Linked DNA regions of Homo sapiens: region 2 is linked to region 1. A link is an interaction called in ENCODE POLR2A ChIA-PET data of the cell type or tissue named here. Cell type or tissue: endothelial cell of umbilical vein. All regions are shown on one strand. Links, peaks and the distances in the headings refer to the core of each region. The heading gives the core; the rest is flanking DNA.

The links. Peaks named below come from ENCODE experiments on the same cell type or tissue, not always from the same donor. Only the 100,000 strongest peaks of a DNase experiment are listed, where the experiment ranks them.
Region 2: POLR2A ChIA-PET joins it to region 1 with 5 read pairs; 3 of 35 experiments call an interaction of 5 or more read pairs at or near these places.

The regions. Positions count from the first base shown.
Region 1 is chr7:5,456,799-5,459,706 of GRCh38, reverse strand. It overlaps a transcript of FBXL18 not described here. Among named protein-coding and RNA genes, the nearest start is that of LINC02983, 29 kb to the right of the region's middle. In endothelial cell of umbilical vein, for the core only: no CTCF peak of the experiment used is centred there; a DNase peak (open chromatin) is centred at 1,586; H3K27ac peaks cover 366 bases.
Region 2 is chr7:5,291,410-5,294,317 of GRCh38, reverse strand. SLC29A4 (solute carrier family 29 member 4) reads right to left here. Exons shown (of 11, transcript NM_153247.4): 5 at 2,497-2,625. Among named protein-coding and RNA genes, the nearest start is that of SLC29A4, 9.9 kb to the right of the region's middle. RefSeq lists a silencer at 2,186-2,480. In endothelial cell of umbilical vein, for the core only: no CTCF peak of the experiment used is centred there; no DNase peak of the experiment used is centred there.

The sequences.
Region 1 (2,908 bases), core at 91-2,590:
GTGCAGTGGCACAATCTCTGCTCACTGCAAGCTCTGCCTCCCAGGTTCACGCCATTCTCCTGCCTCAGCCTCCTGAGTAGCTGGGACTACAGGCGCCTGCTACCACGCCTGGCTAATTTTTTGTATTTTTAGTAGAGACGGGGTTTCACCATGTTAGCCAGGATGGTCTTGATCTCCTGACCTCGTGTTCCACCTGCCTCGGCCGCCCAGTGTGCTGGGATTACAGGTGTGAGCCACCGTGCCCAGCCAGCATTTTTTGTGTTTTTAATAGAGATGGAGTTTCACCATGTTGGTCAGGCTGATCTCAAACTCCTGACCTCGGGTGATCCACCCGCCTTGGCCTCCCAAAGTGCTGGGCTTGCAGGCATGAACCACCACGCCCGGCCCCCTTGTGCTATTTATTGATTACTTACTGTACTGGGGCTGAGCCAAGGCCAGGGCCCTGTGGTCCATCTCTGCAGACCTGTGTCTGGTAAAATCCTACCGCCGGCCTGAGTTCTGGAGTAGGTCACACGTTTGTTTTCTTTTCTTCTCTTTCTGTTTTTTTCTTTCTTGAGACAGTGTCTTGCTCTATCATCCAGACTGGAGTGCAATGGCATGATCATGTCTCACTGCAGCCTCGACTTCCTGGCCTCAGGCAGTCCTCTACCCTCAGCTTCCTCAGTAGCTGTGACTATAGGTACATACCACCATGCCCAGTTAATTTTTTGTAGAGATGGGCTGTGGGTGGAGGGGTCTTACTATGTTGCCCAGGCTGGTCTCAAACTCCTGGGCTCAACCAATCCTCCCAACTTGGCTTCCCAAAGTGCTGGGATTACAGCTGTCAGCCACCACATCCAGCCCACACTTGCTTTCAAAATGCCCTGCCAACCCAGCAGCCAGCGTTGACATTTCTGCTCTGTTAAGACATTGTTTGCCTCCGGGTTCAAGTGATTCTCATGCCTCAGCCTCCAAAGTAGCTGGGACTATAGGCATGTGCCACCACGCCCAGCTAATTTTTTTTTTTTTGGGGGACGGAGTCTCGCTGTGTTGCCCAGGCTGGAGTGCAGTGGCGCAATCTTGGCTCACTGCAACCTCTGCCTCCCGAGTTAAGCGATACTCCTGCCTCAGCCTCTTGAGTAGCTCGGATTACAGGTGGACGCCACAATGCCTGGCTAATTTTTGTATTTTTAGTAGAGACGGAGTTTCATCATGTAGATCAGGCTGGTCTCGAACTCGTGATCTCGTGATCCGCCCGCCGCAGCCTCCCAAAGTGCTGGGATTACAGGCATCAGCCACCACGCCCGGCCAATTTTTGTATTTTTAGTAGAGACGGGGTTTCACCATGTTGGCCAGGTTGGTCTCGAACTCCTGACCTCAAGCGATCCACTCGCCTTGGCCTCCCAAAATGCTGGGATTACAGGCGTGAGCCACTGTGGGTGGCCAGAAACCTCTCTATACAGAGCAAGGCCTTGGGGGGTGGTTTTATTGACGGACAGTGTGGACCCGTCTCCCTGCCCGTTCGCTGCTGTGTTGCCCAGAAACAACTGACTGTCCCTTATCAGCTCTGAGACAAACTTCAGCCAAATCCTGAAACGGTCCCACCTGCTTTTCAGTTTGTGGTTTAAGGTTTTGGGGTTGTTTTTTTTTTTTAAGGAAGTGAAATGAACAATTCTCCTCTGGAAGAGAAAGATAAGGCTTGAATCCGCCGGAGCAATGTCTGCTGGAAAGAAATATTTTTTAACTTGTGGGCAGTTCTCCAGCTGGGCTGTGTGAGTGAGGAAGCTGGCAGCGCTCTCGCTGAGAGAATTGAATAGTTGCTCCGTCGTGGCAGGGGTTCCTTTCCCCGGCGAGGCAGGCTGTGGGCCCAGGCCAGCCAGGCACAGCGATAGGGATGGCCTTCCGCCATAACGTGGCCTGGAGATCTGGTGAACTGGGAGGCCTGGACCCATTCCCCAGGCCAGCCACCTCCTCCCTCCAAAACACCCACTCCTGGCTGATGGGGGCCACTTGGGGCACCACAGACCTTTGCTATCTAAAAGCTGCATTTCCCAAGCCTTCCGTTGCTTTTTAAAATACAGCTTGACCCTCCCTGACACTGCAGAGTCATTCTCTAGCTTGCTGCCCTCTGGAGACTGCTGTGTATGGCTTCCGAGGTGGCCTTAATGCTCCATTGAGTTTCTGCAGGAACTCACTCCCACCACCTGTTGCAGGATGTGTTTGGTAGCAAATAATAAAAAACCTAGCTCGAAACAGCTTCACAATGCAGGGAATTTGGTGTGATGGAAAATGTGCAGTGGTAGGGTAGGCTTCAGGTCGAGCTTGATCCAGCAGCTTACATCTCTAAGGACTCAGTTTAGGATAGCTGCCAGCCAGCTGGGCTGTGGGATTCCTTGTTTATTCCTACTACTGAACCAATTGCTCTGACCAGGGGAATGAGAGCACCTTGATTTGCTTAGAGTAGTCACCCATTCTGTGGCACCCACACCACACAGCTGCCACAGAATGGGACAGATCGAATTTTGTGGTGCTCACAGAGTCCCCCCAATCCCTTTGTAAAATGTAGTATAGTGACTCCTGTGGAACTGACCTGAGCTGAGCTCATCTGAGCTGTCCTCTGACCATCACCCACAAGTCTGTGTGTTCTTAGAGGGGACAGCCCTAGGCCAGGTGCAGTGGCTCACGTCTGTAATCCCAGCACTTTGGGATGCCAAGGCAGGTGGATCACTTGAGGACAGGAGTTTGAGACCAGCCTGGCCAACATGGTGAATTTCAATCTCTACTAAAAACACAAAAATTAGCTAGGCATGGTGGCGTGCACCTGTAATCCCAGCTACTTGGGAGGCTGAGGTGGGAGAATCACTTGAACCAAGGAGATGGAGGTTGCAGTGAGCCGAGATTGCACCACTGCACTCCAACCTGGATGACA
Region 2 (2,908 bases), core at 127-2,626, 170 kb after region 1:
TACCTTGGAGTCTAGCAAATCCAGCCCTGGAAGTAGCCTCAGGGGCAGTCTTTGTCTAACTAAAATCTTCTGGTCAAGGCTGGGCATGGTGGCTCACACCTGTAATCCCAGTGCTTTGAGAGGCTAAGAAGGGAGGATTGCTTGAGTCTAGGAGTTCAAGACCATCCTGGACTACAAAGTGAGATCTTGTCTTTACAATTTTTTTTTTTTTCCAGATAGAGCCTCGCACTGTCGTCTGGGCTGGAGTGCAGTGGTGCGATCTCGGCTCACTGCAACCTCTGCCTCCTGGGTTCACATGATTCTCCTGCCTCAGCCTCCCGAGTAACTGGGATTACAGGCACACACCACCACACCCGGCTAATTTTTTGTATTTTTAGTAGAGACGGGGTTTCACTATGTTGGCCAGACTGGTCTCGAACTCCTGACCTCGTGATCTGTCCGCCTCAGCCTCCCAAAATGCTGGGATTACAAGCATGAGCCACCATGCATGGAGACAAAAATTTTTTAAAAATTAGCTGGGTGCAGTGGCCTGTGCCTGTAATCCCAGCTATGTGGGGGGCCTGGCCTCTCCCTCGAGCCCATGAGGTTGAGGCTGCAGTGAACCATGATCCCACCACTGCACTCCAGCCTGGGCGACAGAGTGAGACCCTGCCTCTAAAAAAATAAAATCTAGTCACAGCATTTTTTTTGTTTTTTAACAAAACAGAACAGTAGTATTGGGAGTATTAGTTCACGAAGGCTTGACATCATTTATAAATACACACACGTGTTTACAGGGCCGTAATATAAAATGTATTGCTTTCTTCCTGGAAGTCATGGTCAAAAAGAGTTTGAAAGTCTACCAAGCTGGCTAGGCATAGTGGCTCACGCCTGTAATCCTAGCACTTTGGGAGGCTGAGGCAGGCAGATCACAAGGTCAGGAGTTCGAGAGCAGCCTGGCCAATATGGTGAAACCCCATCTCTACTAAAAATACACAAATTAGCCAGGTGTGGTGGCGGGCGCCTGCAGTCCCAGCTACTCGGGAGGCTGAGGCAGGAGAATCCCTTGAACCTGGGAGACGGAGGTTGCAGTGAGCTGAGATCGTGCCACTGCACTCTGCACTCCAGCCTGGGGGACAGAGAAAGACTCCATCTCAAAAAAAAAAAAAAAAAAAAGAGAAAAAAAAGAAAGTCTACAAAGCCTGGCCTGGACCCTTGCAAAATGTCACTACCATGAAACACAGGGGTGGGTGAAGGACCGTCCCGGATTAAAGGAAAGGTATGAATCTAGAGAGGATGTTGGGTCAGAAAAAAAAAAATGCTATAAAGAACATTATCGGGGCGGGGTGCGGTGGCTCACGCCTGTAATACCAGCACTTTGGGAGGCTGAGGTGGGCGGATCACCTGAGGTCAGGAGTTCGTAATCAGCCTGAGGAACATGGTGAAACCCCGTCTCTACTAAAAATACAAAAATTAGCCTGGCATGGTGGCGGGCACCTGTAATCCCAGTTACTTGGGAGGCTGAGACAGGAGAATCACTTGAACCCGGGAGGCGGAGGTTGCAGTGAGTTGAGATGGTGCCACTGCACTCCAGCCTGGGCGACAGAGTGAGACTGTCTCAAAAAAAAAAAAAAAAAAAAAAAAAAAAGGAAAAAAATGTCTTGGCTGGTAGAAAATACACTCTGAAGTATTAGTAATTAGGCAAGAAAGGTGATGACATCTACAACTAACTCTCAAATGGTGCAAGGGAAAATATGTATTTTATATTTATATATACTTAGGGAGAAATTTAAGTACAGAGAGACGGGGTGGAGGGAGAGGGGGAGAGAGTGCTCGTATGGGACTTCACTGTATCATTCTTGCAAGCTTTCTGTAGGTTTGAAATTTTTGCAAAATAAAAACTAGTTTTCAAAAAAAGTTTGAAAGGCCAGGCACGATGGCTCATGCCTGTAATACCAGCACTTTGGAAGACCGAGGTGGGAGGATTGCTTGGGGCTAAGAGTTCAAGACTAGCCTGGGCAACACAGAGAGATCCCCGTCTCTACAAACAATTTTTAAAAATTAGCCAGGCTTGGTGGCATGTGCCTGAGGTCCTAGCTACTCAGGAGGCTGAGGTGGGAGGATGGCTTGAGTCCAGGAGGTTGAGGCTGCAGTGAGCTATGATCATGCCACTGCACTCTAGCCTGGGTGACAAAGTCAGATCAAAGCCATTGCCCAAGATAAACAGTGACATGGTGACAAAGGCAGAACAGTCTTTGAAGCCCTGTTTATACCAGGGAAACCAGGGGCTGCCTCAGAGTCTCTGTGGCTACACGCTGCGCACACACTGCAGACACACTACACAGGCTCCTGTGGGTGTGAGCCGGTGTGCACGCTGGCATGCAGGTGGACACACACCTGGCACCCAGCCAGCCCGGTTCCCATCATGTCACATGCCACCAGCAGGAGACCAGGGCTGGGGTGGGATGGGGTCGGAAGTGGGCACTCAAGGCCTCCCCCTTGGGCCCCGGTTCCTACCTGTGCAGCCGAAGGCCACGGTGCCCACAGCGGCCAGGTTGATGGCGTAGGCCTGGTCCCGAGAGAAGAGCTGCAGCCACACGTCGCAGATGCTGATAAAAAGGAGAGGGCCCAAGGCTAAGAGGTAGCCTGTTGGGGGAGAGGCTAGTGAGGGGAGTGGTGGAGCCAACTGGGTGGGGTCCCCCTCCTCCTCGCCCCTCCTGCAGAGTCGCTCTGAGGCTTTCTCTGCCCTTCCCCTTTAAGGAGGGCCAGGGATGCTTTACGAGTCTAACAGGGGCACCTGGAGGGCTTCCTGTAGGAGGCACCATTTGAGCCGGGCCTTGAAGCTGGATGTTGCCGTGCAGAGGAATGGGAAAGGAAGAACACACTGGACGTGGGGAAGAGCTTGGGCAAGGCCCAGGGACATGACTTG